Linked DNA regions of Homo sapiens: region 1 is linked to region 2. The links are chromatin loops, found by intact Hi-C in ENCODE. Cell type or tissue: heart right ventricle. All regions are shown on one strand. Links, peaks and the distances in the headings refer to the core of each region. The heading gives the core; the rest is flanking DNA. Region 1 holds the start of RUNX1-IT1 (RUNX1 intronic transcript 1). Region 2 holds the start of LOC101928126 (a long non-coding RNA gene).

What was found. Peaks named below come from ENCODE experiments on the same cell type or tissue, not always from the same donor. Only the 100,000 strongest peaks of a DNase experiment are listed, where the experiment ranks them.
Region 1: a loop joins it to region 2, with 20 times the contacts of the local background. A loop is called at or near these places in 2 of 110 quality-filtered maps.

The regions. Positions count from the first base shown.
Region 1 is chr21:35,030,278-35,046,728 of GRCh38, reverse strand. All of the region lies in intron 2 of RUNX1 (RUNX family transcription factor 1), which reads left to right. It overlaps RUNX1-IT1 (RUNX1 intronic transcript 1), which reads left to right and starts at 7,303. Exons shown (of 1, transcript NR_026812.1): 1 at 7,303-8,804. RefSeq lists a silencer at 451-500 and enhancers at 791-1,050, 2,051-2,150. In heart right ventricle, for the core only: no CTCF peak of the experiment used is centred there; no DNase peak of the experiment used is centred there; H3K27me3 peaks cover 1,304 bases.
Region 2 is chr21:33,967,815-33,984,265 of GRCh38, reverse strand. LOC101928126 (a long non-coding RNA gene) reads right to left here and starts at 7,884. Exons shown (of 2, transcript NR_134561.1): 1 at 7,715-7,884; 2 at 6,575-7,538. LINC00649 (long intergenic non-protein coding RNA 649) reads right to left here. Exons shown (of 3, transcript NR_038883.2): 3 at 13,080-15,029. It overlaps LOC124905013 (a long non-coding RNA gene), which reads left to right and starts at 15,802. Exons shown (of 2, transcript XR_007067847.1): 1 at 15,802-16,033. It overlaps LOC105372790 (a long non-coding RNA gene), which reads right to left and starts at 1,430. Exons shown (of 4, transcript XR_937681.3): 1 at 393-1,430. RefSeq lists enhancers at 40-209, 7,587-8,116, 7,188-8,387, 11,897-12,586 and a silencer at 12,204-12,498. In heart right ventricle, for the core only: no CTCF peak of the experiment used is centred there; DNase peaks (open chromatin) are centred at 7,805 and 8,265; H3K4me3 peaks cover 442 bases; H3K27ac peaks cover 1,721 bases.

The DNA of each region.
Region 1 (16,451 bases), core at 1,148-9,147, 1.1 Mb before region 2:
GTTAATTTCATCCAAGTGATCCATCAACATAAAGGTTTAAATTGTCCAGGTTAACTGTCCACATCATTCACCCAAGCCGGAGAGGTAGCAAAATATCATTTCTTTTGATACCGTTTGGTCATCATCTTAGAGCTTGATGCTAGAAGAATCACCATCCCTGCCAACAAATGGCTCTCCCCCAGAGTTCTCAGCCTGTTGCCATAGCTGGGCCACTCGCAGTGGTCAATGCGGTCACTTCTGGCTGCCTATAATTTACAGCGTGTGTTCCCTCCCCAACGGCAACTGTGAGCCGAAAGGGAAGACAGCATCTTTGTTTTCTTCCTGGGATGGTACTTTATCAGTCCATGCAATTCTCACAGAAGGAAACCTGTAACTCATTTTTAGCCAGATACCCATGTGGAAATTGGGGGGAAAGAGAGGAGTGAAGCCAAGCAAACCATTGTTCCCTTCCTTGAGAGAGGCAAGCCGGAGTCTGAGAGACTGGCACATGAAATTGATGTGGTCTACCACAGAGAACTCGGGGCTTTTTCTATCACACCACACCAGGTTCCCACCGAATTTGCTTAGGAAGGAAGACAAGATGCGATTGAAATTCCCTGGAATTATCACACACGGTGTGCAACGTACAATTCTTGCCGAACCCAAACTTGGGTTCCCTTGAAAAGTGCAGTGTGTCGGCAGAAAGAGTTGAGGTAGGTGTGGGGAGGAAAAGCCTCGGCACGTACATATTTTTGCAAAATGGCTCAGGTAGCCTTGTTCTTAGAAGTGGCTTAGTGGTCTATGCAAAGCCTGAACACTCACATGCCTCTGCGTTCCTAGAACCACAGGTAAAAATCTCAGCGAGACCGACTCCCTGCTTGTCTTCTCAGCGGTTCAAGTTTACCCCACTGAAGCAGTCTTTCAAAGGGAATTGCCAAGTACAAAGCTGCATGTATAAAGTATGTTCTTCTCTAAGCATCGGCTTGCCGCTCTTTTCAGAAGAATATTTATTAAGACACTTCTTCTGGCTTGACTGAACACTTAAGATCTTAAGACTTCAGGCTTAAGCCACAGAAATTTATTTTCACACAGTTCTGGAGGGAGACTGGAGGTGTGAGATCAAGGTGTCGGCAAGGCTGATTTCTGGTGAGGCCTCTCTCCTTGGTTTTGCAGACAGCTCCCTTCTCCCTGTTTCATCACATGGTTATCCCTCTGTGTGTGTCTGTATCCTAATCTCTTCTTATAAGGATACCAATTGCATTGTATTGGGGCTAGCCTAATGACGTCATTTTAAAACCCTATGTCCAAATAGTGTCAAATTATGAGCACCTTGGGGTTAGGACTTCAATGTATTAATTCTAGGGAGACATACTGCAGTCCCTAACAGTGGGTCTTAGCAAATCTGACCCACCCTGGCCCACAAGGAAACTGTGGGATGGGGCATCCTGGCTGCTCTCTTGGATGTTAAAGAATCAGACTGTAGTTCCTCCTTTGTGAGATGGAGTTTCACATCTGAAACTGCCCACACATTTTGAAACTATAAAAAAAAAAGGTGTGATAAAACTATCTAAACTCACAATCATGCCTTTGCCATTTAGACTTTTTGCACGCTAAGAAACTGTAGAAAATGACGAGTAATTTTGAAATGTTTAAGTGTTAAAAGAGCAAATGGCAGCCGCCCCAAAGAAACCTCCTCTTGGCTCTGCTTTCTTGGGGAGGATTGTCTTTGTACTTCAGACTGACTTTATTAGTGGGGTTTAGGGGGCTGTAGGAGGCCCCACAGCTGCTCACACACCGAGTACAGGGGCATGGAGCAACCAGTAGCAGAAGCACCTTTGGAAACAGCAACTGACCCGATTCTGAATGGCAAGAAGCCTTTCTGAGCTTTTGAAAGCAAATGAGTAGCTGAGACGTTCCTACATTCTCTCAAAATAGATCCGAAAGATGTGCTCAGAAAATATGTAGCCCTTTACTGAGAAATCAAGCCTGGTGAGATGCTGGGACAGAGGACGGCTGCACAGCCGCTGTGCACACACAGACTTTAATAAGGAGCCCAAGGCCTAGAGAGAAGAGTCTGGAGGCATAAGAGCACCTGCTATTAGAGAAAGCAATGGCAGGAGGTCTGTGCAGGGAATGTGCTCAGATGACACAGTGATGGCCTTTTCTTTCTTTTCTTTTTTCTGGCTTTCATCAAATAGCATATAGAACTTCTCTCTTGAGCCTTAGTTTCCTCATCTGCAGAGTAAGGATTGCAATAGTACCTGTTATTAAGGTAGCTGTGTGGACCGAATTAATCTGTGTAAGGTGCTTTGCCCAGCCATATAAAGTAAGCAATAAATCTGAATGGTGGCTATCAATGTTCAGTTATCTAAGAAGGCAGCCAGTCAACCGCTGTCTGCTCTAGGGAGGGAGAGGTCACAATGCCCTGGAGGACATTACAGGAGGCTCCCTGGAGAGAGGGACACAGGAGTTGGGGGAGGGGAAGTTGGGAACAAAGGAAAGAAGGAAGAGTGGTCTAGGCCGAGAGTACAGCCTGGGCAAAGTTAGAGCTGCAGGATCCCACATGGGCATGGACAGCAGTGGGTAACTCAGTCCACCCTAAGGGCTTTTCACCAGCAGGTCAGCCTTCCTTCCCTTGTGGAAAAAGAACGAGAGCCCTTTATGAAATTCAACTTAACAAGTTTTGATTTTAAATATGGAGGCTAGTTGGGGCAGGATGTCATGCTAAGTCTTTGATCTGAACACACAAGGACAACAGAGATGTCTCTTTTCATTGAGACTGCTGGTGTAGCTTTATTTTCTCCAAGGCTCTTCTTAAGGAAAAGGCCATTTTGCCTGTATACCTTTGAGCAGGTTCTCTGGGCCTCTGAGAGACTCCCATTTTCCCTGCTCCTTGGGAACATTTGTAATCATGTACTTTGTCAAAGCCCAGACATGAAGGTAGCTTTGATGGCTTGTCTTGTTGGAGGCAGCAGAGGAGGCCCACACAGGAAACTCAAGCAAATTTTCAGTTTCTCAGGTAACTTCCTAGTGACCTAGATGAGTCAATAGATGTCTTTGTGTCTCATTTGAGTTCTGCAAAATGGGCTAATAATATTCTAGACAAGCTTGCATCTAAATTACCAAGTTCCTGTTGGAAGTCTTTACATGCATCAGAAAGAGGTACCATAAAACACATCACAAATCTTCTTAGCTTAATAACACAAAGCCACTTAAAAATATTTTATTTTCTGTTTAGAAAATAGTTCTCCCATCATTTCACAAATGCAAGATATTTTCCCTCATTTTCGTAATTGCTTTCTCCAACTCCCATTTTTCAAGAAATCTTCAGAAGCTACACTGGTGCCTGAACAGATATTAAAATGTTCAAAGCACTTTTCCCACAACTCTTGTTTCTCGGCCTCCCCTGCTCCTCCCCATCAGATGCCACCAGTCCCCTTCTTTAGCCTTTTTGCTGAGCCTCCAGCCAAGGCAAAGAGGTATGTCTTTCTTGACCTCTTCCCTCTCATAAAATATAATAACTAGGATGTCCTGGAGTGGTAAAAAGGGAGCATTTCCTTTGAGATCTTTGCTGACCGTGAACACAATCAGGGAGTACTTTACGAGAACACAGGCTGGCTCTTGAACACAAAACAGGGCTCAAAACCTCCTGTCACCTTCAACATGCTGGGAGGATAAGCTCAGACACACTGCTCTCACTTGCGCAGGCTTCACTCTTTGTTGGGGAGACACGTGTTATACTCTCTTGGCTCTCTGAATCTCTCTCTTTCTCTCCCTCCCTCATCTTGCAATAACACTGAGTAATGATGCCAGAAAGGAGCCAAGGTGGAGGAATAAACACTAAATCCGAAACATGACGGAAATTATGTATTTTATTGCAGTGACAGAAAGAGTAAGGCCCTTGCTCAGGTTTACCCATGAAAATTATGTTTGGCTGCACGTAGAGAAAAGCTGACCACAGTGGCTTGAGCAGACGGGCAGGAGTTCCAGAGTGAGCAGTCCAGGCTGATACGGTGGGGTGCAGGACACTCCTATGTTTTGGTCCCACCATGCTGAGGCCAGGGAGAGATGGCCTGCACCTCTGATCTGTCCAGGCAGAAAGGACATGGGAGGCCTCAACCCCTTCTTGTGGGTCCTGGTATTTTTATTCAGGAAGGGAAGCCCTTCTCTGCAAACTTTCGCTGACATATTGCTTAGGCCACAACTAGGTCACAGGCCTCTGGCTGGAGGGAACTGAGGACAATGGAGTTGTCACTTTCCAGCCTGGAGAGTGGAGGGAAGCAGAGAGGAAGGTAGCTGGGAGCAGATGTCTCGTGAACCCAGAGCCACATCTGCCAGACCTGGTGACAAAGACAGGCTGTGTGCCTTCCCAGTCATATCTTGTATCATTTGTTTTCTGTGCCAGCTGGGCTTTGGAAACAAATGCAGAGAAACTTTATGTTCTTCCTTCATTCCCTCTTGGAAGTTGCAGATGGATGCCAAGGGTGAATATTTATTGTTGACCCATTGAAAGCAAACTGGACAGGAGAAGGGATGAGGTGGGGGAAGGGGCTAGGTTAAATGGATCCAAGTTCACACCTATTTTCAGTGTCAAAGCCCCAAATCACACTTGAGCGTCTCCTCAAGTTAGAATGAGCAATAGAAAACCAGACAGCCCTGTATCTATGGGAATGTTGCTTGCATCAGAGCCACCACACCTTGCTGTGAGGTTGATCGGTTTCTCGCAGCTGGAAATAGTTGCTTCCCGCCCCCCATCTTCCTCACTCTTTTAAACTCTCAAAAATCCCCCAGCCTCCCAAATTTGTTTTAATTTTTAAGAGAATTCTTTTCTACAAAAGAGGGAAACCTTCTTTCAAATGGCCCTTCATAAATTTCCCTAAAGAGGTTTTTATCTCTGATAGAAATATGAAAAACAGATAACCAGATAATTGCCCTCTATCTAGGCTTTAAACACTTATTCATACATTGAATTTCTGCAAGTTACAGATGATTGTTGCTGTGTGATTACTGGCCCTGTCTATTTCCTCAGCATGGATGCAAATCTTTCTCCCTGAGAAAGTCATTGCTTCGTTAAAAAAAAAAAAAAAAAGAAAGAAAGAAAAAGAAGAAAGAAAGGATGAATGAAAAGAAAGTTGTTATTCAGTTTTTCTCTTGAAATTAGAAATTTCTTTTTGTTTTGCTTTCATTTTGTTTTTCTGCAAGATCGGTGTTCATTTAGAGAATTGTTGATTTTGTATGCAGCACTGCCCTCCCATGCCATGGTCCATATGTGTCCATTTTTTGATGGACTTCTTTTTAAACAATGAGTTCCCCAAGACATTTTTGGGGCCTCAAATGGGAAAGGTCATCACAAATAGAAATCTCAGTTTGCTAGTTGGGCTTGCTCAATCGCTCTGCTGATCTCAGGACTGATGCTGCTTTGCATAAATGCGAAGTTCATGTTAAATTGATTCTAAATCAAATACTCAACGTATTCAGTCTTGAAACATGTCCATTGGGAGAGAGAACTATGCAGCTCCAACATTTTGCAAAGATTCTACTTTGCTTTCTTTGCCAACATCCAACTTTTACTTCTGGGCGTTAGAATACCCTCCGTAGAGACTGTGACTTCTCAAAAGAAACTTTGCTAGTCTCGAATGGAGAATGAAATAATAAGATTTGAGCAATAAATCAAATATAGCCTGAGAGCAACACCACAGAGCAGCCTCTGTCATCTCCTCTCCTTGGGAGGTACGTGGGTCTTGATCAGCTCTCATGTGCTTCTGAAAATGTGTAGGTTTTCATATATATGTTTTTCATTGTTAGTAGATCCTAAAGAAAGACCCAGAAAATCTTGCAGCAGTCAGCTTGCCAGATGGGGGTTATGTTAAAAAGAGCAAACAGAAGTCAGAGCTCTGAACACACCGCAGGGTATTCCATAGTCACATTCCATTGTGGGTGAGTTTTTGTTGTTGGTTTTTTTTTTTTTTTTTTTTTTTGGATGGAGTCTACTAGCTCTGTCACCAGGCTGGAGTGCAGTGGCCCCATCTCAGCTCACTGCAATCTCCGCCTCCCACGTTCAGCCATTCTCCTGCCTCAGCCTCCTGAGTAGCTGGGATTACAGGTGTGTGCCACCACGCCCGGCTAATTTTTGTATTTTTAGTAGAGACAGGTTTTCACCATGTTGGCCAGGATGGTTTCGATCTCCCGACCTCGTGATCTGCCCGCCTCAGCCTCCCAAAATGCTGGGATTACAGGTATGAGCCACTGCACCCGGCCCATCCTAGGTGAGTTTTTTAAGGGAGACAAAAAATGTCAGAGTGGCACTCATTGCTCAAGAGAGAAGCACTTCCCCTTTTACTGTGCAAAATTTTATAATATGTATAGCTATCAATGTTTGTTTCTTATTACTGCCCCAGAATGTGCAAAAGAGAGTTTAGGTCAACTAAGATACATTGGTTTGAGTGCCATTTTTTTCAGGAGCAGTTTTAACACCAACCACAGTTTGCTGCACTTTCTTACACAGCTTCTGTTTGCACTTTGAACTCTGTGCACTGAGCCCCTCATTCCACACCATCTGCAGGCTGCATCTGGGCAGCTTCATCCAGCTCGGTAACAGTCACAGCTGAACTTGACATTCACCCACTTTGAAAGTATAGAATTCATAAAATCTGAAACCACATATGTGTATAAAACCCATGCAAGAGTGGGTAGGAACTAAAAGGAGGAGAAAAAGTAGTCCTCCCCTTCAGGAGTGTTCTCTCTTATCCCAGCCCCTTTCATGTAATGAATGGGTGAATGGGTGAAAATGAAATTATTTAGGCATTGACTGACAGGTAGGAACAGAAACTCAGGCTTCTAGTTTATTATTATTTATTATTATTGAATCTACTGTTTCTAAAGATGAGAATGGCTTTTACTTCCAAAGTTCTAGAGGAGAGGAACAACGTTAAGCAACCTTAAACAAATATTAGCACTGTGAAAGGTGCAGGGTCATATAAAGAAGTAGAAGTGCCGACAATGAAAATTCTATCCAACTGTCAATCATTCCATATCATTACTTCATTTTTTTAAATAAAGGCTGTGTCTCCCATATGCTTCCCTCCAGGTTGTATTCAAAACAAAGAAATAATTGTATTACAGATGTGAATAAATCTGTTTAAAAAATAAGTGAACCCTGAGACATATGAACTATGAGACATTGTTCTATATGATGCTTTGTAAGTTTTATGTGCTGTGTCATAGAGTTATATAGAGTTATGTATATATATAGTTCTGTATAGTTTCAGTTGGCATCTAAAAATTATATAACTTTATTTTTTAAAATCTATAATTATAAATATTTTTAAACTGCTAGAAAGGAAGAGCCGAATATTTGGCTGGAGTGATTTTTAGACATTTCTCTACCTTAGGGCACCAGAGAGGTTCACTTGCCCAGGGTTCCATAGCTGGTTGGTGCCAGAGTCCGAACGAGAAACCAGGTCTTCTCAGCTCCTGTCACCCACAGTTTTGCAGACACTGAATTTATGAGGTGGATTCCATTCAAGCATGCACATAACTAGCAGACACTTCTCCTAATCCTCCTCAATTCCCCTTTGCATTGCTCAGATACCACAATCCTTTGCAGGTTAAATCCCTTCACCTTGTGAACTCATTAGGCAGGGCAATGTATATGAATCCCTGAGTCCTTAAGAACGTCCTTAGGCTGTGTTAGAAATGCAGTTGCCATAGGAGTAACCGGCCCCTGCTGTCATTTGGATGTTCTCTCTTCCCCAAAATCCAGCACCACCTTGGTTAAGCACCCACCATGTGCCTGCCCACCTGGCTCCTTAGGCAATGTTACAATTAACCAGGTTGGTTTTGATGAGGGTCTAGGGCAAAATTTGAACCACCACAACAGCCAATGTGCACATCCATGCAGAGGGTTCAGAGATGGCCTCGGCCAAGGCTGCCAGGCTTCAGCTCTGGAAGGAGCCCTGGGAAGTGGGAGATCTTTGTATAAAAATTGGAACCCAAACTATAATTCCCATTAGGGATATATATGCTCACATCACTCCTGATTCAAAGCTCAGAAGTGGCCTCTCAGGAGAAATAAAGGTCTCTCTCTCTCTCTCTCTCTATCTCACACACACACACACACACACACACACACACACAGAGAGAGAGAGAGAGAGAGAGAGAGAGAGAGAGAGAGAGAGGCCAGCATTCAAAATTCCCATGCTTAGGGAATCCATTGGGACTTCTCCCCAGGATGTACTGAATTCAAGGAAGCTTTCTCTAGGTGTAGCAGAAACTGCTGCTGTCATGTCTCTGCTCACCAGGACGTAGCTTCTCTCTACAGACCTTTATTTCTTTCCCTGGAGGCTTCAGTCCATGTTGAAGTGTAAACTCCACTCAGCTCCAGGAGGAATCGTGTTTTCTTTATCACCAGGGGCTTCTTCTACGAGTTGCCTTTGATAGGGAGGCCAGGAGGAAGATAGGCCCAAGCTCAGGGGTGGGATCGGGGAGCAGGAAGCCTGTGGGCTTTAGAATCGAGGTATTGGTTTCTCCCTGTCACCATCATCCACCACCTGTGTGAACTTGAGCCATTTATCGAACCTCACGGAGCCCCAAGTTTCTCATCTGTAAACAAGGGGAATGAGCCCTACTTTGTATGGTTGTCAAGAGGATTTGAGACAATATGTATAAAGCAATGGACACGCAGAGGAAGTCAATAAGTACAAGGTAACTCTGAAAATGCCACCAAAGGGAGGCTAGGGACAGGAAAGCCATCTCCGCCAACCTCAAGAACGTGGCCCCGAAGCTGTTCCAGGAACTGGGCATGTATGAAGATAAAAAAAAAAAAAGAAATGTCTGCCTCTCTCATCATGTAGCAGTGCAGAAGTGATCTTGGTGCTCTTTGGCAGAAGGCTGAGTTTATGAACTTTAAAACCGATAGTAATAACAGCTAGCATTTATTGAGCATATGCTATGCGCAAGGCACTTGCACCGTTCCAAGCATTTTCTTGCCTTACTGTATTAAAATTTTGGCACAACCCTGTGAGTAGGTGCTCTCATTATTAATCCCACTGAGTGAAGGGGAAGCATGGCCTGCCAAGGTTACGTGACCTGCTTGTGGTTAGGCTGCTGGGAAAGGTGGAGGTGCGGTCCAAACAGAGGCAGTTCCTGCAGCAGAGCCCACTGTCTGTCTGCCCGTGGAGGGGACAGGTCGGTGTTGAGAATATCTGTTTGGCACATGAGGGAGTTTAGCCTTACAGAGCGAAAGGCTTGCCAAGGCCCCATGGACAGGAGGCGACGCTGTGGGGTGGCACCAAGCTGGGGCACTGGCCACCATCCTGGACTGCTTTTCTGACTCTGGATGCATTTGGTGGCTTTATGGCCCCACCACTGGTATCCAGACCTCTCCTGCCCACGTGTTTCTCCCATCAGAACTGAGAGAGATGTTCAGGCAGTTCCCAGACAGCCCACAAGAAACACGCCTTTAAGCCAGGGGTGCTCAAACTTGTTCCCAAGACGATGGTGACATGCTGGGGTGGGGAGAAACCACTGCTATGCCTTCTTCCTGACCGACCAGTTGTTTTCATTTATCAATCTGAGAATCCATCGAAGGTGATATCAGGGTGACATAAATGAGGCACTTCCTGTGACAAACTTAAGGCGACACTTGCTCCCATTGTTGTACAAGGCTGACCTTGCATTTACATGGGCTTGAGAGCGCACCACCTTGAATTTTGTGTCCCAGGTATATCTCTTGCCCTGTCCCAGTCCAGGCCATGGAACACATGTACAGAAGAAACCACAGAGTGATGTACCCAGCAATCAGGGGCCTGCCACCTGAGTCCCTCCTTCAGGGGTGGACCACCCCAACCCTGACTGACCCTAGCCAGGGTTTTCCGTGAAGCTTGCCCCAAACACTTCTCATCCACTTATTCCTGAGGCTAAAATAAAAATCGTAGCCAGAAGCAGTTGTTTCAGCTGTGATAGCAAGCAGTGGCCTCAGTCACTCATGTAAACAGGACCTCATACCACTAAGTGTCAGTGGCATAACAAGAGTTGAGATGCACACGCCTACTGGTTGGCCTTTGAGAATGGCCTTTCTGCAGAGGCATTTGTCATTTCACAAAGTCCATGTCACCAGTCCTCTGACATCATGATAATTCCTTTTGTCAAGAAGTTGGGGTTTTTTTCCCCTTCTTTTCCCCCTTCACCTTTATTGTATAAAAGGCATTTCTCCTCTGGTTATTCTACAACAGACTACTTCAGAGTCACAGAAAGTTCCTTCCCTTTCTGGAGGGGTTCGGCATGCTGAAGGATGCAATCATAAATGACTTTCTCCCCGCAAAGCCTGCTCACAGCCAGCCATGTGAGTGCCCTGATCAATGGAAATGCAGGGGGCTGGCCAGCCTCTCACGGCTGCTCTGCAAACATCTTAATGGGACAAATTAAAAGATGTGCAAGCTAATTATTCTCCACAATAAACAATAATAATATAATAAAATCATAAAGCTCCTTAGGAAAGGAACCTGCTTTTCTTATACAGAATGTACAATTAACAGGAAAGTAAAAATTTCATGCTATAAACTAGAGATTATATTCTGGGCATCCTTGTGATTTGCTGTGCTTCTTCCGGCTTATTTAGCACTTTCTGCACACACGCCAGGGCTCGGTGGCCCACCTGCTCCCTGCTCCCTCTTCTGTCTTCCCTCAGGGATAATGGCCTCCACTGTCACCTTCAGACCCAACTTGGGTTCTTCCTGAGGAGTCCTGGCCCCCAGACCCACAGCAGCCTCTGGGGAGGCCCAGAGTTCCAACCCTTAACCCTCTCAGTTTAGGATCAAACACATCATTTACATGGAAGCAGTTGGAGTTGTTTTAAACAGCCACATCACATCTCTCTATTCCTCTTTTCAATCACAACCACGTGACCTGAAGGAGCAGAAAGCAGAGAGAGACCTGCAGTGAGCCTGGACAGCCCCCACCTGTGCCCCACATGGGTTCTGAATCTGGAGTCCGCGTCAAACGAGAGGGAGAGGGAGGAACCCTTAGTGCTGTCCCGTGTCCTCCGCACTGTTGTCGTGAACAATTCTGGCTGACCCACTAAAGTTATGAGATGATGCCGTTTCATTGTGGCTTATGAATAATGAGAACAAATAACATTCACTTGCAATGGTGTGAGGCACACTGCCTCCATTGTCTCTTTTAATCAAAACCTCACGATATAGGCACAGCTACTAATTCCCACTGGCTAAAAATAAAAAATAAAATGAAGCAAAAACCAGGTTACAAAAGCAGCCCAGGCCACACGGCTTCTAGGAGGCAGAACTCGGTTGGAGTCCAGATTCTCTTCGGCTTTCCCACTCCCATCTGGCCTCTCTGTGATGTGACAGGGTGTGGGGAGGAGAGTTTTACAGGTGCAGCCTGTGGGGTCTGAGAGCCTGTGTTCAAATGCCAGCTCTGTCCTTTCCCGCTGAGTCACCTTGAACAGGCTACTCACCCTTTCTGTTTCTCCCTTTTCCTCATCTGTACAGTGTGACGATGATGATTACCCATGCAGCTGTTGCGAGCACTGAATCAGAAATACATAGAATATGCTGCCCGATACATGGTCGCTATCATCATGGACTTTTCCTTTCCACCCTGATTTGATTTTAAATTGGACACTATTTGACTGGACTTTCCCATTTTCTTCCTTACACACTACCCAAACCAAATCTAACAAGTGAACCCCAAGTGGGTTATCCCAGTGAGTGCGCGTGGTCACTAATGCATCCTTGTACACTGGATCTGTTCACTCCTGGCAGCAAACGGCTGATGCTTGGGATGAGGTGGGGAGTATAACAGGAACAGACTCAGGCTGAGTAGGGGTCTCAGCCCTGGCTGATGTGCCATTGTACCCTGATCTTCCTCCTGTACATCTCTCGGGTAAAATGAGAGAGCTAGTGGCTGGGATTACTCAGCTCCCATGGTCAAGGTGAAAGGCATCATGGAGGCTGAGGATCTGCCCTCTGCTCACACCAGACAGGGTTTCCCGACCTCGCCACAGTTGACATTTGCAACCGAATCATTCTCTGTTGAGGGGACTGCCCTCTGTGCTGTATGTAGGCTGCTAAGCAGCATCCCTGGCCCACACCCACTAGACACTAGTGACAACCCTTCCCTCCTCATGTTGCCACAACCAAATGTATCTCCAGACATTGCCAGATGACCCCTGAGGGGTAAAATCTGGAATGTTTTTTGGAGAACCACAGCTCCAGAAAGACCTTAGGAACCGAGGTACTGTTGCTGCTTCCCACAAAGAAATAAAATGATGTGGCGGGTTTGACCCTCTTTAGCATGTTTGCCTCCCACACACCTAATTTGACCTCTACCCCACCCCAGCCTACTAATGCTGGCTACAGATGTCCACAAAAACTGACAGTCAGTGTGCAAGGGCATGAAATTAAGACCATCAGCCATGTCCCCGACGTGAAGAGCAGAGAAGAAAAGGCAGCCATGACTCTGGCCTGCTGGCGCAACAAAGGCTTGCCATCTCTGTTATCTACACAGTGGAGACAATTACTCTCCCTAATTTTACAGATTGATGACTGGGCTATAGAGTGGCCAAATATTTCATCCAAGGTCACACAGCTGGGAAATGGCAGGGCTGCACTCAATCCTAGTCTGGTTTTGAAGTCTGGGTGCCTGACGAATAAGCTGTGCATTTTTCAAGAGAAGGCCTTCTAGAGAGGGTGTGACTTTGGTACTCTTGTCCTGTGAAATAAACTTAAAATAAGTTATCTTCGTGTCTAGTTATAGATGACATAGGAAGTAGGATAATGATTTGGTAATCAAAGAGCCCTTAACTCTTTTAAAATTATTGGAAGTAATAATAATGCTGTAATTCTGAGTCCTCCCAGTGCCTGATTTTGAATAACTCATTTTCCTTCTCTTTTCCTAGTGGGGATCATCAGTATTTCTTTGAAGACTTTAAAAATCTAGGAGGAAAGTAACCTAAAAGACAAGATAATGATAGATTTCAAGGACCTATAGATAATACATTTAGTCAAAAGTTTCAGAAATCCCAATGCATATTTAGTTTCATTTTTCTATGTGTTATTTTCAAATCCTCTCTGGGAGGTCACTTCTCCATGCTTATTTGAACAACTTGAATTTCTCCCGAAATTTCTGGTAGTAGTCATTAAAGGCACCTGACAGGGCTGTTGTTCAGCAAGAGAAGTCATTGCACAGGTTATGAGAGTTGGGACATGTGTCTGCATGAGGTGTTAGAGGGACAGAGAACAGGAATCCCACATCCCCATCACAGACATGGATGGACACACTCCATCTGCGTTTGCTCCCTGAAGCAGTAATACTTCCAGGCTGACACTCTGATGACCATGTCTTCTAGGATGCTCATTGGTAGCTCGTGCAAAGGATCACATTCTTCTTCTTGCTCTGGTTTATTTGCTCTTACCAAAACATAATTCCAGCTTTTCTGTTTATGAGTGTGTTCTTTCAGAGACTCTGAGCAATTTGAGAGATGGCTCATATGTCACTTACCTCTCCAAAAACAGAAACTGGCAGAATTTGGGCACTCAAGAAATGTTGGATGGATAGATGAATAGGCAAATGCATGGATGGACAGATAGTTGAATGAATGAATGAATGAGCCAGCAGATGGACAGATGGACAAATTGATGGATAGATAGAAGGATGAATGGAAATGAATGGATGGATAGGCAGGTAGATGGATAGATAGTTGAATGAATGGATAGATGGATGGATGAATGATAGAGGGATGGATGGATAGATGGATGGATAGACAGATAGATGGACCAATGGATGGAGGGAGCTTCACCAGTCCTGTGCTTATGGCTTAAGTGTAAAAACATCAGTGGATGTAAGCAGAAGAGGCCACACTGATCTCCTCTCACATACAACCACAGCAGGAAGTAAGTAACTGGGATTTCCACCCAAACTTGGTTCCCCTTAATTCCTGTGATCAGCTAAGGGTAAGAAGCTGTATGTGGGAATATTAGAGCAGAGAGGAGCAGGCAACATGGAGGTGGTTCCAATTCTGTCCAGAGGTGCCAGGCTGGAAGTCATGTAGGTGTCCCTTGTGGGAAGCTGGACAAGTGTGCAAGGAGAAGCATGTGAGAAACACCACAGTCAAGGGACATCTTACTGCCCATGAGCTGATTGGCTCAGGCTTTAAATTGAATACCTGTGTAGAAAACAAATGTCTATGACCAAGAGGATTCATAGTCACGGGACTGATCATAAAGTCTGGTCCGTTTCCCATTGGGTTATTTACAGGACATCAATCAAAGAACAGAAAGGATGCCCTCTTTTCCACTTTATCAGCTTAAATAGACTTTCTTAATGGAAAAACTCAACTCTTATTTTTCCTCTTCAAAAAAGGTAACTAGTGGGATAACAGAAGAGGTTTGCTAAATAACTTAGAGTAGATTCCATTCAGTTCTAAGTCCACCTATTTCAGCGACACTTCAGGAAGGTCAGTAAGGGCAAGGATTGTCCCACTTATCCAGCCCATTATTCTCAGTACTCTTTCTCCATATCTTTCTATTTAGGGGAAAATCTCCTTCAGTGAAATGTTGAGAGGTGATATGACATATGTGTGTTCCTTTTCCATTTCAAGGCTTGTGGCATGTGTCAAACAATCTGTAGGAGCTGGTGCTCCTGATCACCCCTGATCATTCCCCAAAAGCCCCTCTGTACCCAAATGCTTCTCAGCCAGGCTTGGCCTGCAGTCACTTAGAAGCACCCATCTGTGCCCATAGCCACATCCACATCTAAGACAGATTCCATCTGTGTTGAGGTTCATTCTTTGTTCCATTCAGGAATGTTCCTTAGTGGATCCTCCACCAAAATAAATAACTTCTTTTTAAAAAATATTTCCATAGACAGATAACAATGGTAGGTACCTTTAATGTACAGTCTTTTTAGATTTAACTTTTTAGGATTCCACATATACATAAGATGATGCAGTGTTTGTTCTTCTATGCCTGCCTTATTTTATTTAGTGTAATGTACTCCAAGTTCATCCATGTTGCTGCAAATGACAGGGTTTCTATCTTTTTTAAGGCTTAATAGTACTCCATTGTGTATATATTCATCACAGTTTCTTTATTCATTCATCTGTCGATGGACACTTAGGCTGATTCTTTATCTTGGTTATTATGAATAGTACCACTATGAACATGACAGTGCAGATATCTCTTCGACATACTGACTTCATTTCCTTTGGATATATACCAAAAAATCAAGAAATAAGATTTCTGGATCATAGGGTAGTCTATTTTTAATTTTGGGGGGAACCTCCATACAGTTTTCCATAATGGCTTCCCACCAAGAGTGTGCAAGAGCTCCCTTTCTCCACAACCTCACCAATACTTGTTATCTCTTGATTTTTCTATTTTTTTGAGACGGAGTTTCGTTCTTGTTGCCCAGGCTGGAGTGCAGTGGCACGATCTCGGCTCACCGCAACGTCTGCCTCTTAGGTTCAAGCAATTCTCTTGCCTCAGCCTCCCGAGTAGCTGGGATTACAGGTGTGCGCCACCATGCCCAGCTAATTTTGTATTTTTAGTAGAGACAGGGTCTCTCCATGTTGGTCAGGCTGGTCTCGAACTCCTGACCTCAGGTGATCTGCCTGCCATGGCCACCCAAAGTGCTGGGATTACAGGCGTGAGCCACCGCACCCGGCCATCTCTTAACTTTTTGATAAAAGCTTTCCTACCAGGTGTGAGGTGATAGCTCACTGTGGTTTTAATTTGCATGATGAGGAGTGATGTTGAGTATTTTTTATACTTACTGGACATGTGTGTACCTTTTTCTGAGAAATGTTTTTTTCAGGTCCTTTGCCCAGTTTTTAAATCACATTATTTATTTCCTTGCTATTGAGTTGTTTGAGTTCTTTATGTAGTTTGGAAATTAATACCTTATCAAATGCTATGATTTGCCAGTATTCTTTCCCTTTCTGTAGGTTTTGTCTTTATTCTGTTGAATGTTTCCTTTTCTGTGCAAAAGCTTTTTATTTTGAAGCCATCCTAGTTGTCTACTGTTGCTTTTGTTGCGTATGCTTTGAGATCATATTCAAAAAAATCTTTGCCCAGACCAATGGCAAGAAGCCTCTCCCCTGTGTTTTCTTCCAGTAGTTTTATAGTTTCAGGTTTTAGGTTTAAGTCTTTAATCCATTTTGAGCCGATCTAATGCCCTCTTATCTTTGCAATTTTTATACTTTTCTTTAACATTTTATCTCCTGGTTTCATTTCCCATGGGTCTATTTAGTCAATCTCCTTTTTCATTTATTTAGACCATATTTATTGATCTTGCCAGTTTAGTTTTTCCTCATTACTTTTCTCTTCTTCTCCATGCTTGTCACCTTAAAATATCTTACACCAGTGGTTTTTTTATTTTTTATTTTTTTTTGAGACAGAGTCTCACTCTGTCACTCAGGCTGGAGTGCAGTGGCACGATCTCGACTCACTGCAAGC
Region 2 (16,451 bases), core at 4,506-12,505:
GCACGGAATGACCTGGCGCCCCTGGGCCAGGGACAACTTTGTTTTCGAAAACATTGTTTCCTGTAACAGCTCATGAAGAACTGAAAACCTCACAGATGGAATGCCCCCAGACGCCAGAAACTCTGCACACCATCTCCCAGTCAAAGATGATGATTCTCCTGACATTATAGTCTCCTCAACCTCTTCCTGTGACAGGTACCCGTCCCCAAAGTGGTTCAGGCCAGGCCTGCACTTCCAGAATGAATGGTGTTCTTCAAAGGACATCCCCCCATGAAGGGCAAGAGGGTTACTTGGTCATCCAAGGCAACTGTGGTAAATGGCAAGGTGACTCCAGGTTGTCACAGCGATAAAAATGCTGCCACGTGAAAGAGGGTGCCCAGGTAGAGACTCACCTAATCCATCACAGTGATCCAGAGACACGGCTCCACTGGGGTTTTATCCCATGTAAGAGGAGAGGGAACAGGGATGGGTGCCCCAGGTCACACCAGCAGACTGAGGGATCCTTTGACTCCCCATTTTTTCCAGCACTCCAGAATATTGAGAATAAATGACACATTTACTGAGACCATTCATTCAAGGTGGTTGCATGCAAATGAAGTTATTGTGGCTTACATGTGTGAGTTATTACGAGTTCAAGGCCATGTGTCTGAATATAAGCTGGGATGCCTTTTCTTCTCACCTAGGAGACAATAGAATGTTCCATGAGGATCAAAGAGCCATGAGGGCCAGGCCAATGTGGGAGAAGGAGTGTGGAGAGAGGTGTCTGGGAAAAGAGAAAATCGGCAGTACCACTAGGCGCATTAGAATAGAGTAAGGAGCTGCCAGAAGACGTGAGCTGGGAGTGGACAGCCCCCACAGGTGCAACGTCTCAGCCAGCAGCACCAGGCAAGAGATGGTGAGGAAGAAGGAGTTGATTCAGATCAAGTCCAGGAACCAATGGGAACTGTCTCCAGGCTGGCCAGAGCAATCCTCTGCTTCCACGACTGCCTGAGAGAGTCCAGTCACTGCACACTCATGTCCTCACTGCAGGATCAACACTGTGGCTCTGGAAGACCTGACTGAATGAGTATCCTTGGTGACCTCCCAGGAGAAGTCACTGAGGGGATCAGAGTGCGTAACCCACTGGCTGCACCCAGGGCCTCTGACCAAACAGGAAAGATGGAGAGCAAGCAGTTGGCTGGCCCAGGACACTCAGGCCAGATGCAGGAAGGGTTGTTGCATTTAATAAAAATGAGTGTTAAATCATGATCTGGGAGAAATTGGAAGCTTCATCACCACTGGTGGGAATGCAAAATGATGCAGGTGCAGCCACCATGGAAAACAGTTCGGTGGTTCATCAAGTTAAGCACAGAATTACCGCTTGACCCAGCAATTCCACTCCTAGGTATATACCAAAAAGAACTGAAAGCAGATGTTCAAACAAAAATGTATGCAGAATGTTCATTATAGTTCATAGCAGCACAATTCATAATAGCCAGAAGATGGAAACAACCCAAATGTTCATCAATAAATGAATAAACAAAATATGGCAAACCCACACAACTGAACACTATTCAGCCGTAAGAAGAAATGAAATACTGATACATGCTACAACGTGGGTGAACCCGAGAGCATTATGCTGACAGAAAGAAGCCAGACACAAAAGGCCACATGTTGTATGACTCCACTATATGAAATAGCCAAAATAGGGCCAGGAGTGATGGCTCACGCCTGTAATCCCAAAACTTTGGGAAGCTGAGGCGGGCGGATCACTTGAGGCCAGGAGTTTGAGACCAGCCTGGGCAACATGGTGAAACCCTGTCTCTACTAAAAAAAAAAAAAAATAGAAAATAAAAATTAGTCGCACATGGTGGCAGGCACCTGTAATCCCTGCTATTCAGGAGGCTGAGGCAGGAGAATCACTTGAACCCAGGAGGTGGAGGTTGCAGTGAGCCGAGATCACGCCACTGCACTCCAGCCTGGGTGACACAGTGAGACACTCCATCTTTAAAAAGAGAAGAGAACAGAAGAGAAGAGATCCAAAATAGGCAAATCTATACAGACAGACACAGATTCATGGTAGCCAGGAACGGGAGAAGGGTGAAGAGCCAGGGAGAGGCTGCTAATGAGTATAGATATTCTATTTGGGATGATGAGCAAATTCTGGAACTAGAGTATACTTAAAACCATGGAATTGGACACTTTGAAATGGTTAAATTGGCAGAGGGCCCCCCATCCCTCCGCCAAAAAAGATATCCAGCAATTTTCCTCCTTCCTAAGTTCACAGACTTTGATTTATTTGAAAAGAAACTTGATCCACAACAGATTAAAAGCAAAGTTTCAAGCTTTTAGTCATTCTCTGATATCAGATTTGCGTCATCTGGAAGCGACATTATGTTTGGAGACTCTGCTCTGAGAAGCTGGTCCTGAAGGAGGACAATGTCTGGCCATCCTCATCCAAGTCGCTGTCCAGTAATACCCCTTAGCTTTGCAGAGGACTTGCGAGACCTTTGCAAGACCTCACTTTTCACTTCTCATCCCCGCTTCTACATTGTGACAGACGGACGGGGCTATGGTTATTTCCTTAATACAGAGGAAGAAGCTGAGGTTCTTGGGGATGAGGGCCAGTTGAAGGTCATCACAGCCTGAGGGAAGCAGCATCTAGACTCTGTCCAGTGCTGCTTTCCCCCATGAGCACCTCCCTGGTTTTGACCTATCATCTCAGGCTAAAAACCTCAGAATCTTTGGCAGAGAACCACTGTGAAGCTCCACAGTGGGTTGCCTGAGCGCAGTAGTTACATCAGAGAGACGTATTCTTTCTCCAATTCTGCCCCTAGGGAGGCAGCTGGCCTGCCTGCAGGCAGCAGGGAGTGGTGAGGAAATGAAGTAAAACTCAGGGTCTTAACACCAATACTAGAGGTTTTTTTCTCTTTTTATTTCTTTCCCCAGGATTAGTCACCGGGCCATATCCTTTTATCGCAAGAACCCAAATACTCTTAGATTCAACCACGTGAAATCTGCATGTGTGTGGAAGTATAGTGAGTAGAATTTTGTCCCTCAAAAAGATATGTTGAAGTCCTAGTCCCCATACGTGTGACGATGGCTTTATTTGGAAACAGCGTCTTTATCAATGCAATCACATTAATATGAAGTCATACCAGATTAGGGTGGGCCCTGATCCAATGACTAACATCCTTATAAGAAGAGCGACATTTGGACATAGAGACATGGAAGCGACCCAGGGATGAAGGCACGTGGTGACCGAAGCAGAGACTGGAATGATGCAGCTGTAAGCCAAGGAATGCCAAGGAGTGCAGGCAGCCGCTAGAAACCAGGAGCTTTTCCTAGAGCTGTCTTTGGGAGCATGGCCCTGCTGTCACCTTGATTGATTGAAAGAATAATACCCTCTAGAACTGCGAGAGAATCCATTTCCATTGTTTTAAGTCACTCAGTTTGTAGTAAATAGCTCCTGTAGCCCCAGGAAATTACTAATATAGTAAGGGCAAGACTGTTGGATGCTGGTCCTTTCACATGCCACCATCTCACAGTGGGTCAGGAGCCTGTTATGGGTTGCTCAACTTCAGCCATCCACAAGATGCACAGCTGGCCCCAGGGGAAGAGGCAAGCAGCCTTGGCTTGCTGGGCCCCTGGGCTTTGTTGCTCATGGAGCAGGCACCATCTTGGCATCCTTGACGCACAGCAACGGTTACTGGCTCTTGACAGGCCCTGGACAGACCTCAGTCCATGCACTTCTCTCTTCTCTCATGACTCACTCTGCTAGCCAAGAGTTTGGCAAACAGCTTCTACAAAGGGAAGTACATTCACCTTTGTGGGCCACGTGGTCTCTGCCATGACCTCTGAACCCTGCTGCTGTAGTGTGGAAGCAGCCGTAACAATACCTAAATGAGTGAGCATGCTATGTTCCTATAAAACTTTATTTGTGGACATTGAAACTTGAATTTCATATAATTTTCGTGTGCCACAAAATGGTATTCTTGAAAAATTTTTTTCAAATATTCAAATATGTGAAAACCATTCTTAGCTTGCCAAGCAGTACAAAAACAGGCAGCAGTGGCCGGTCACGGTGGCTCATGCCTGTAATCCCAGCACTTTGGGAGGCCGAGGCAGGCGGATCACGAGTTCAGGAGATCCAGACCACAGTGAAACCCCGTCTCTACTAAAAATACAAAAAATTAGCTGGGCGTGGTGGCAGGCAACTGTAGTCCCAGCTACTCGGGAGGCTGAGGCAGGAGAATGGCGTGAACCCGGGAGGCGGAGCTTGTAGTGAGCTGAGATTGTGCCACTGCACTCCAGCCTGGGTGACAGAGTGAGACTCCGTCTCCAAAAAAAAAAGAAACAAAAATGTGAAAACCATTCTTAGCTTGCCAAGCGGTACAAAAACAGGCAGTGGTGGCCAGGTGCAGTGGCTCATGCCTGGCCAGCACTTTGGGAGGCCAAGGCAGGTGGATCACCTGAGGTCAGGAGTTTGAGACCAACCTGGCCAACATGGTGAAACCCATCTCTATTAAAAGCACTAAAATTAGCCGGGCGTGATGGTGGACACCTGTAATCCCAGCTACTCGGGGGGCTGAGGCAAGAGAATCGCTTGAACCCGGGAGGCAGAGGTTGCAGTGAGTCAAGGTCGTGCCTGGGCAACAAGAGCGAAACTGTCTAGGGGGAAAAAAAGTCAGGCAGCAGCCCTGTGGCTATAAATGCTAAATATATCAGATGATCCACAAATTCCTGTCTCCAACTCAGGTGTCTTCTGAGCTTCAAATAACTCCATCTATGTCCACTTGGATGTAGAATGTGTATTAGGTTTTTCAAACGTAACATATTCTAAATACCACTTTTGCTCTCCCTCCCCACCTATACCTATCCCATCCCTGTGGTTTTCAAACATTAGTATACCCCATCTCAGAATTTAAATAACCAATCAGGCCAGGTGCATGGCTCACACCTATAATCCCAGCACTTTGGGAGGCTGAGGCAGGTGGATCACCTGAGGTCAGGAGTTTGAGACCAGCCTGGCCAACATGATGAAACCCCGTCTCTACTAAAAATACAAAAATTAGCCGGGCTTGGTGGCAAATGCCTGTAATCCCAGCTACTAGGGAGGCTGAGATGCGACAATCACTTCAGAAGGCACCAGAAACTCTGCACACCATTTCCCAGTCAAAGATGATGATTCTCGTGACATTATTGTCTCCTCAACCTCTTCCTGTGGGCAGGTACCCGTCCCCAAAGGCGGTTGGATCCAGGCCTGCATTTTCAGAATTAATGGTGCAAGGAGGCAGAGGTTGCAGTGAGCAGAGATCGTGTCACTGCACTCCAGCCTGGGTGACAGAACGAGACTCCATCTCAAAAATTAAAAATAAATAAATAAATCAAAAACAGAATCTCCACATGATTCAGTAATTCCATTTCTGGGTATATATCCAAAACAATTAAAAGCAGGGTCACAAAGAGATAATCGTATACCCATATTTACAGCAATATTATTCACTATAGCAACCCAAGTGTCCATCCACAGGTGAACAGATAAGCTAAATGTAGTCTATGCGTACAATGGAATATTACACAATGTTAAGAAGGAAGGAAAATCTGACACATGCTACAACATGGATGAATATTAAGGACATTATGCAAAGTGAAATAAGTCTGTCACAAAAGGACACACACTGTGTGATTCCACTTAGATGAGATACCCCAAGTACTAACATTTACAGAGACAGAAAGAAAAATGGCGGTTGCCATGAACGAGAGGGAAGAGGAAATGCGAACTGTTGAAATGGCATAGAGTTTTAATTTTGCAAGATGCAGAGAGTTCTGGAGACGGGTTGAACAATGATGTAAATGTATTTAACACTACTGAACTGCATACTTAAAATGGTAAAGGTAGTACATTTTATGGTTTATATTTTATTTTTGTATTTTATATTTTGTATTTTGCCACAATCTTTTCCAAAAATCCAATTCCCTCCTCGTTCTCTGTGCCCCTCTGTGATCCGGCCCTGCCTCCATCTCTGACCTCATTTTCTATGCCGCCTCCTCTACTCCCTCAGCTCCAGCCATTCTGGCTTTCTGGCTAACACCCGTTAAAGCGTTTAACACCCACTAAGGCATTTCCACCTGGAATCTTCTTCCTCCAGAGAGTCTCGTGACTTACCCTTCCACTCCCACAGGATCTGCTCAAGGAGACCTTCCCTCACCACCCTTTCTAGAATGGCAGTCACCCTGACTTTGTTCCTTTTTGCCACACTTCCTAACTTGACATTAGGTTGTTTGTTTATTTAGAGACAGGGTCTCGCTCTGTGGCCCAGGCTGGAGTGCAGTGGTGTGATCACAGCTCACTGCAGCCTCAACCTCCCAGGCTCAAGTGATAAACCCGCCTCAGCCTCCCGAGGCCTCTGGTCCCGAGGGACCAGAGACTCATGCCATCACCCCCAGCTAATTTTTTGATTTTTTTGTAGAGACAGGGTCTTGGTTGCCCAGGCTTATCTTGAACTCCCGAGTTAAAGCAATCCTCCCATCGTCACCTCCCAAAGTGCTAGGATTCCAGGAGTGAGCCATCACACCAGGCTGACATTATAGGTGCAATTGTCTGCTTGTTTATTCTTTCTTCTTGTGAGAGCAGGAGTTTTTGTCTGCTTAGCTTACCACATAGCTCCTGGCACACAGTAGGTGCTCAATAAATACACTGTCTGTGCAATGAGCTGCTGAGAGAATAAATGTGAGCCCTGCAATACAATCTCACATAGAAAGACAAGGGTGGGGGACCCCAGGGACTTCAAATCACCCTCTTACTGCTCAGTAAATGCAACTTTTTCCCTGGACAATAAAGAATGGAATTGTATATGTAAAATACTGAGAGCTCTTAGAGAAAATAGTTACAAAATTCGTAGCAACCCGCACACAGCAAAGCTCAATATTCATGGAATGCAGATCTTTAGTACTGGCATGATTTTAAAATTCAAACATAAGCTGTTTTTCCACGTTCTTTAACCACAAATAAGGCTGCTGGTCTGGGGTCAGGATACCATGGAGTCAGGAGGACTCCTGGGTGACTAGTGCCACCACTCACTTGCAGTGTGACCTTGGGGAAGCCACTGTTCCCTCGCTGGGCCTCCGTTTTCTTTCCAGTCCTAATTAAGGACCAGGTTGCTTCCCATGGGTCACTTCCGACTTGAACATTTTTGCAACTTCAGAAAGTTATAGTTCATTCATTCTTCAAGATTTCTGAGAATTTAAGTTCATCTGAAACTGCTCATTGGTAAGTTTCCTTTTTTTGTCCTTCCATCAATTGGCAATGCAATACAGAAAAACAATTCTACCCAGGAGTAAAACCACAATGATTCATGTCATGTCAAACCCAAATGCAATGGGGAGGGGAGGGAATAGGGATATTTACTCATTCTTGGAATAAGAAGGAGTTTGAACTCAAAACTGCATTATTCACGGTAACATCATTCATCGTGACAAGCTGCTGTGTTTTTCATGAGGTTGTAAGATGTAATTGCTCAGGCATTCAGATGGTATTAGAACGAGGGAGTGTCATCCTATCAATAAAAACAGAACAAACTCTGTCTTTGGGGAGGCCAAGAGTGGGGCTTAAGGGAAGGGCACAGCGAGGGAGACAGAGGCTGGGGCAACAAGCACTGGGGCGGGGGGTGGGGTGGGTGCTGCAGTTCCCCACGCCTAGCCCGCCCTTCCTACAAGCCTGCCCTGGACTCACCATCAGCTGAAATGAAGCAGGAAGTGGAGCAGGGGATCTGTGGGCCCCACAAGCTCAGAGGAAGGAGGGCAGCAGGGACTTTCAGTGCGTGGCTATAGGAAATTTACCAAGTGGAACAGGAGACTCCGAAGAGTTCATGTGCTTTTCCGAAGAAGTGTCCAAAGGCACTTAGGCCAAAAATAGATGAATAGATGAGTGAGTGAGTGAGTGAGTGTACGTGTGTGTACGTGTGTCAGTTCTGGTAATCTACAAAGACAAGACTGGCTTTCCCCAACTTAATCCTCCCACCAACCCCCACACCCCCTTCCGTTCTTGCATGTCTGAGCCTGTCTGTCTGGCAGAGGGAGAGGTGGACCCAGCAGCCTCTGGGGAGAACTAGAAAGGAAGATAAAATAAGGCTAGGAAGTTTGGCCACCCCTGCTCCCCCGAAAAAAGCTGCTATCATCAAAGGGGAAGGGCCATTACACTGATAGTCTACTCTGGCCTCTGTGACCAGAATTTGTTCTTGTGGAATGTAGCCGGAGAATCTACAAGTGAAAACGCAAGGCGTTGTTTTCACCAAGATATAAAAAGCTGTGGCGCCAGCAGCATAGGTGCCCACCACTGCCACTGCTCATCCACCCCACCCCACTGTCACTCATGCACAGATGGCCCTGTGGCCTCGTTTCCTGAGAACCCCAGAGGATGCAGAATCACTCTAGCCCTCTGAAAACTCCTTAGCGCCTTAGCACTGTGAGCAAGAGTGGCATTAGTCATTTGAGGAAGTGGTGGTGACCAGCAAGAGACAACCTTCATTGAAGGCAAAAATGAGGTGATTTCACACTGTTCTGCAGAGAGCAGAGGCCTCTCCCTGAATGCAAATGTTACCATGACAGGAGACAAACACATGGCAGTTCACTGGGTGATAGTGAACAGGTGTGCCTTTGGGTATTCCCAGAAATAACTGGAGTTGGACATATTCAAAGACAACCAACTAAACATCCAGGAAAACATGACGCCATGAGTAGGGCTAGCAGACAAAAGAAACAGACTCACAGAGGTTTCAGATATTCAACTCACTATACACAGACTAAAACAATTCTAGCTACTCTTTTCAAAGAAATAGTCAACAAGTTTGCAAATTCTAACCAGGAACTGGAAACTATAAGAAGTGTCACAGAAGAACTTCTAGAGGTGAAAAGTACAATAACTAAAAATTAAAGAGCATATAAGTCGCTTTAACCACACTTTGAACACAGCTGAATAATTCATATACCAAAATTAAAGCAGAAGAAACACTGAGATTACAGTATAAGGAGACAGAAAGATTAAAAACCAGATGAGAGGGTAATAGAGTACACAGTGAGTCAACCTAACATGCATTTGATGGCGGTATCAAAAGAAGTAAAAGGAGGGAAGGCCCAGAAGAAAATATTTTAATAGGCTGGGAGTGGTGGCTCATGCCTGTAATTCCAGCACTTTGGGAGGACAAGGCGGGTGGATTACCTGAGTTCAGGAGTTCAAGACCAGCCTGGCCCACATGGTGAAACCCCATCTCTACTACAATTACAAAAATTAGCTGGGTGTGGTGGCGGGCACCTGTAATCCCAGCTACTAGGGAGGCTGAGGCAGGTGAATCGCTTGAACCAGGGAGGTGGAGGTTGCAGTAAGCCAAGATCACACCGTTGCACTCCAGCCTGGGCAACAAGAGCGAAACTCCATCTCAAAAAAAAAAAAGAAAGAAAGAAAATATTTTAATATATAATGATGGAAGAAGGAAGGAGGGCGGGAGGAAGGGAAAAAAGAAGGAAAGAGGGAGGAAGGGAGGATGGGAGAAAAGGAGGAAGACAAGGGAGAAAGGGAGGAAGAGAAGGGAGGAAGGGAGGGAGGAAGGAAAGGAAGAAGGGGGATGGGGTGGGAGGAAGGGAGGGAGGGAACGGAAACTTTTAAAGCAGCCTTAGGAAGAAAGAGATCACCTTTAGAGAAGCCATAAATAAACAGTCAACTGACTTTTTTTTAAAGCCACAATGGAATCCAAAAGAAAAGCCTAGATCCTCTACCCATGGAAAATATCCCTCAAGAGGGAAGATGAAATATAGACATTTGCGACAACAAGAAAAACCTACAAATAAAACTCCAAGAGCATTCACCACTAGCAGATCATCATCTTTTAAAAGGAAAAGGAGTGTGGCACCCACAGCTGTGTGGAATGCTGGAGCTGACAATTTGCTTGGAGCTTCCAACAGGGAAATCGCTGCTTGATGACTGGTGTAGACCCATGATCTAGCTACTCTATTCAAAGAAATAGTCGGCAACTTTGCAAATTCTAACCAGGAACTGGAAACTATAGGAAGTGTCACATAGTTGATATAAAAAATGAACTCAATGATCATGGACATCAGTGTGAACCAGATGGACCCCACACATGTCTTGGCACCTCAGAGGCCCCTGGAATGTGTGTGTGTATATATGTGTGTGTGTGTGTGTGTGTGTGTGTGTGTGTGTGTGTGTGTGTGTGTGTGTATATGCCTCCAGGAAAAACATTGGACCCCTAAAATGACATGGGAAAACAGGGGCTCGAAGCAGGAGGTAAATTCAGCTAGAGGATAATAAAGTTATGCTTCTTGTGGTGCACAGACTACTGAAGGCAGGCTTTGCAGAGAGCTTGGAAACCTCCAGAGTTGCATCTTAGCCACCCTTTTGAGTTACTAGGGGAGTCAAAGAACATAAGCCCTCTTAAAGCACCTGAAAGGCAAGGAAAGCCATACAGATTTGAGGCAATGATCATACTTGAAATCACTCCCTTAAAGTGACTGAAAGAGTATCAGTTGGGCTCAAGCAATTAAACAATTGTCAAATGCATCAAGCATCTGTGATATGAATTCACAGGCACATCTGAGGAAGAGCCCAACAGTAATTCCTCATCTTGTGGCTGGACCTTGGGAGGACCCTTGGAATTCCCTGGGAGAGCTCTTATCTAGGACTGGCCCCCTCTCCTGCCAGGAGCCACCTTCAGAGACTGAGGGACTGTGAGTTCCTTCTCCCTAGCTCCTCCCTCGTAATTCCCAACATCTCTGACCACTGGCAGCTCTCCCCAGAGGCTGGAGGGCTACTGATGATTCCACGGAAGTGACTGCATGCACCGATCCTAACCCCCGATAACTCTAAGGATGCTAGGTAGGAATCTCCTTCCCAGGATCATAAAACTTGGTGGAGAGGAGGGGTTTGAAAAAGATTAATAACCTGCTAAGGACGTGACCAGACTGCCTTATTGAAAACAAGGGACTTGTGTGTGTCTTCTCTTCCCATTAACATCCCAACTGCCTGGTGAACAACCAGCTCGAGGAAAAGAAAAAGGAGATTTGCTGCTGTTGCTAGGACTAGGGCCCCAAATACATTAAGGCCCTTGATGGGGGAGTTAAGCCTGCCACCGTCCAGCGTTATGGGGTAAGCAAGCACTATCAGGTCTCTAAGTGGTAAACATAATTTTCCCACATGGGAGACACTAATCCACATCATGCTGAAAGCAAAGTTATAAAGTGCGGCTGTCCCACCCCACCCACCCCACCCCATCTCGGTCATGAGCATCCAGGTGCCTTTTCTTTTTAGAGACAGGGTGTCATTCTGTCACCCAGGCTGGAGTACAGTAGTGTGATCATAGCTCACTGCAGCCTCGAACTTCTGACTCAAGCCATCCTCCCACCTGCCTCCTGAGTAGCTGGAACCACAGGCACATCCCATCATGCTTGGCTCAGTTGCGTTTATGAAGCTTCTTCCACTCGGCTCTGAGCCTTGCTCCTGGAGTCATCCTTCGGCCAGGGCTGCTGGCACCTGAAGCCACTCTGGCCCCTGAACATCCCCCAGCCACACTAGTCCTGGCTCTCTTCTTCACGATGTCCATCAGGCAGAGACCAGCCAATGGGAGGTCAGACCCACCCTCCTCTGAACTCAGTGACATGTATGGGCTTTCATTATGTGCCTCTTCACAAATTTTATCTTTTTTCATTTTTGTGTCCCTTAGGATAGGAATTCCTAGCTCTACTTAATAGATGAGTGTGGGGCCGGGCATGGTGGCTCACGTCTGTAATCTCAGCACTTTGGGAGGCCAAGGTGGGGGAATCACCTGAGGTCAGGAGTTCAAGACCAGCCAGGCCAACATAGTGAAACCCCATCTCTACTAAAAGTACAAAAAGTAGCCGGGCGTGGTGGCAGGCGCCTGTAATTCCAGCTACTTGGGAGGTTGAGGCAGGAGAATTGCTTGAACTGGGGAGGCAGAAGTTGCAGTGAGCCGAGATCATGCCACTGCACTCCAGCCTGGGTGACAGAGCAAGACTCCATCCAAAAAAAAAAAAAAAAAAGATGAGTGTGGTAGGCAGAATAAAGTCCCCCAAAGACGTACACAGCCTGACCCCTGGGACCTGTGAATATTTCCCTCTGTGGCAAAAGAGACTTTGCAGAAGAGACCAAGTCAAAGATCTTGAGATAAAGATATTATTCTGGATTATCACAGCTTCTAAATGCAACCACAAGTGTTCTTATAAGAAGAAGGCAGAGGGAGATTTGACAGTAAAGAAGGCAATGAAACAAGGTGCTGTTCTGCTGGCTTTGAAGATGGGGGAAGAGGTCAACAATCAAGGAATGCAAGGAATGCAGCATTAGAAGCTGGCAAAGGCAAGGAAATGGGTTCTCCCAGAGCCTCCACGGGGATCTTGGTCCTACCAACATCTTGATTTTAGCCCAACGAAATTGATGTCAGACTCCTGACCTCCAGAACGCTAAGAGAATAAATGCATGTTGTTTTAAGTCCACACGTTTGTGGTGCTATATTACAGAGGCAATAGGAAAGTCATAAAATGAGTAAACAGAGACACGTAATGACTTGCTTCAAGTCACGCAGCAAGTCAGTGGAGCTGGAATTCACACTCTGGCTTTTGGATTCTAAGCCTCATATTCTTTCTGTTACACCATGCTGCTTCTGAGACTCTGCAGCAATTGAGAGTGTAATAATCGGGGAACAGATAAATTAGGTAATCAGTGTGTGTGTGTGTGTGTGTGTGTGTGTTAGCAGGATTAGACAATAGGGTACGAAAGAGAACATGTCATTGACTTGTACTTATCTCTCAAACTATCCAATGGAAAATTGAGAAACACCAAATACAAATTATAAAAAGGTATCATTAAGCTCAACATTTTGCCTCTGTTTTTCTGGTCACAGCGCAGTTGGTCTTCATATTGCAAAATAGTGATGATCTTGTTCTGTCCACGTGTTCACCTAAAGCACTGGTCTTACAGAAGGGTTTGAAAGAAAACAAATGGGCCAGGTGTGGTCGCTCACATCTGTAATTCCAGCAGTTTGGGAGGCCAAGGAGGGTAGATCACTTGAGATCAGGAGTTCAAGACCAGCCTGGCCAATATGGTGAAACCCTGCCTCTACTAAAAATACTAAAAATTAGCCGGGCATGATGGCACACGCCTGTAGTCCCAGCTACTCAGGAGGCTGAGACAGGAGAATTGCTTGAACCCGGGAGGTGGAGGTTGCAGTGAGCTGAGATGGCACCACTGCACTCCAGCCTGGGAGACAGAGTGAGACTCCATCTCTAAAAAAAAAATAGAAAATAAAAGATAAATAACTGTTCCTTGTGAGCCCTAACAAATAACAGAAAGTGTATAGAATAGATGCAAGCCGGGACTTGGGTCCTGAAGGCCAGAGTTCAATGTTTGCATTTCCTAAAGGAAATCTAGGGCAATCACATCTCTAACGGACAGCGGTCACTTTCGTGCCAGAGATAAGCCTTGAGCTCTTGCTCACTTGGTACATGTTGCATTTTCTCCTTCATTTTTAACTCCTCAGGAACCCCTAGAATGGTAAACTGGGAAGTCACCTCATTTAACTTAACAAGGAATCTGGGGCCCAGAGAGCTTAGGGGTGCCTCAGATGCTACTGGTTATGACCACGATCTGATGGGTCATCGTTACTTGAAGGGGTGAGCAGAGGCTTCGCTTAACTTCCTTAAGGCTCTCAATGGAAGAACCGCAAGTGTCTGTCCCCTTGTCATTTTCTGAAAAAGCAATTTATCATTAAGTCCTCCCTGTTGCTGAGCTATTCAATACTTTTTTACCTGTAAAAACTCCACTCTGGTTAGTTACTGCTTGGACATGATACCACAGCATTACCTGAGAGGTCACAACACATTTTATGTCTTTGGTCAGAAATAGAAAAACAGAAGCACAAGACCCCTAGCCAGAAGATGACAGCATGCCAGAGCTTAGTGTCACCAAGCTTTCCTTTCTATTTTTGGAAGCTTTAACTTATTAGGCAAACGTATCATCCAACAAACACTGGGAAATGTAAGTTGGAAAGGTCCCGCTAGTTGATTAAATTCCCTCATTCTCTTCCAAGGCTCTCCCCCAAAACTGAAAGCCCCGTATCAGCTCTCATAAGAATAATAGGAGGAAACAAGCATTTTCTAAGTCTTTGATCCTACTCCTGCCTAACCTCCTAATTCAATCTTCACCCCTGGTTTTAAAGCCACCAACACCTCTCCTGCTCCCAGAACTTTTCTCTAGCTGGGACCCTGTCTGCTGCTTTAATCAGAAGACGTAAGTAAAGAGCTGTCTGAAGCCCACTTTGGGGAGTCAATGTGGAATCAGGGTAGAAGATTCTTGATGCCCAGGTGGCCATCCTCCACCTAAACAGGATCCTGCCAACATCATTGTACTGCCCAGCTTGCTACAGCACAGTGACAAGATGTGCTGGTGATATCTTTCAGTGGAGATTGTACTTTGCACTGGACAAGTCCTCATAGATGCCGAACTCATGTCAGACAATAAAGCAGGACTTTAAATAGCATGGCAGAGGCAATCTAGAGCTATCATTAACTCTAATTCTCAGAATCAGAGGACTTTGCTTATTTTGTCAATAACATCTACCGGCAGAGAACACCCAGGCCAGGGAAGCAGTGGGACTCCCCACAGGGAAGAGGAGCCACTGCCTACTAAACATGCATGGTTTGTCTTCACAGTGGACAGTTTGGTGGCCGCAGACATCATCTTCTACAACCACATCTACATCCTTGCCTTTCTGTTTCAAGTTGTTCTCTTGAGAAACTGTTCAAATTTTCAGGAGCTGAAAATGTACTGCCTTAAATCCAACTCATGCCGAGATTTCCAGGTTTGCTTTGAGGAATCCACTGCACTGATGGTGACTTGTTTAAAATTCTTCAGCTCTTCTATTATGTCCAATTCAACAAATAGTTACTGAGTGATTGCCGTAGCCAGTCTCTGCTGAGCTGGGCGTCTTCAGGTTGTCTCGGACCTCATGGAGCTCCCAGTCTATCTGGGAAGACAAAGTTAAGAAATAATGAGCATTGCAAAGTGTATTATAAATAGCAAGGAGATGTTAGTCTAGAGGGCCAGCTGCTGCTGTTGCCACTGCAGCAAATTGAAGCCAGAAAGAGAACCGGAGGAAATGCAGGAAATGTGCCTGGAAAAAAAATAATAACAGCATGGTGGCCACCCACAATGGTGATCAAGTTTTTTTCCAAGTTCTAATGAAACATCCATTCATTTTTATTTTGTGAGATTGAAGCTGTAATAGCTCGGTATACAAAGAATTTCCTGTAGATTAATATGAAGCTGGAAGGAGTTGATAGATTTCAGCAGTGATTTGGGCTATTAATCCAAGCCAGTCATTCATTAACCCTCAGGAAGTTTTCTGTGCCAAAGTCATTATTATTATTATAAACTAAACCCCAAGCCCCAAATGGGTGTATGGCTACTTTTCTCTCCAGGATCCTGAGTGTTTGAGTCAGCCAGGGAGCCTGAATCATTTCCTGAATTCCCTTCTGGTTCATGGGGAGTTAGACTTTGTACTATGCACTTGCTGCCAAGGGAACCCAGCAAAGAGCCCTTTTGAGAGGTAACTATCACTCTTGCCTTTTTTCGTGAGGTCCTAAGTGGCTATGGCAGGTGGCTGGTTGTCTCCCAATTTTTGTTTTTCTATACTTCTGTAGTATAAATTTTAGCTGGCAACATGGCTGCCTGGCCAAAGACTACATTTCCCAGTCTCCCTTGCAGTAGCCATGGTCATGTGACGAGGTAAAGCCAGCAGAAGTGATGAGGGTCACATCCTGATCTTGCCCTCAAAAAATTGGTAGTATCATCGACCCCTTGTGCCCAGTCCCTTTCCCCCTTTCCACTGCTGGAAGGAGAGGAGAAGAACCAGGGTATCTCCTTAGACACAGAAATGGAAAGCACGTATTAAGGATGTGGAGCTACCCCAGCAGCCCTGACCTGCTGACCTCCAGACTGTGACATGGAAACAGATCAACTTCTCTCTTGGTAAGTCACTGTACTTTGGAGCCCCTTTGTTACAGCAGTTAAGACTGTACTCCTACAAACACAGTGCCTACCAAGCAAACCCTGTGGCCCCAGCTCAGGGACTCTTCCATATTGTATGTTGATGCCTCAAGGCAGTGGCTTTTTTTTTTTTTTTTTTTTTTTTTTTTTTTTTTTTTTTGAAACAGGGTCTCAGGCTGGAGTTCAGTGATGCAATCTTGGCTCACTGCAACCTCTGCTTCCCAGGTTCAAGCGATTCTCCCACCTCAGTCTCCCGAGTAGCTGGGACTACAGGCAAATGCCAACCATGCCCGGCTAATTTTTTTGTATTTTTGTAGAGATGGGGTTTCATCATGTTGCCCAGGCTGGTCTCGAACTCCTGAGTTCAAGTGATCCAACTGCTCGGCTTCCCAAAGTGCTG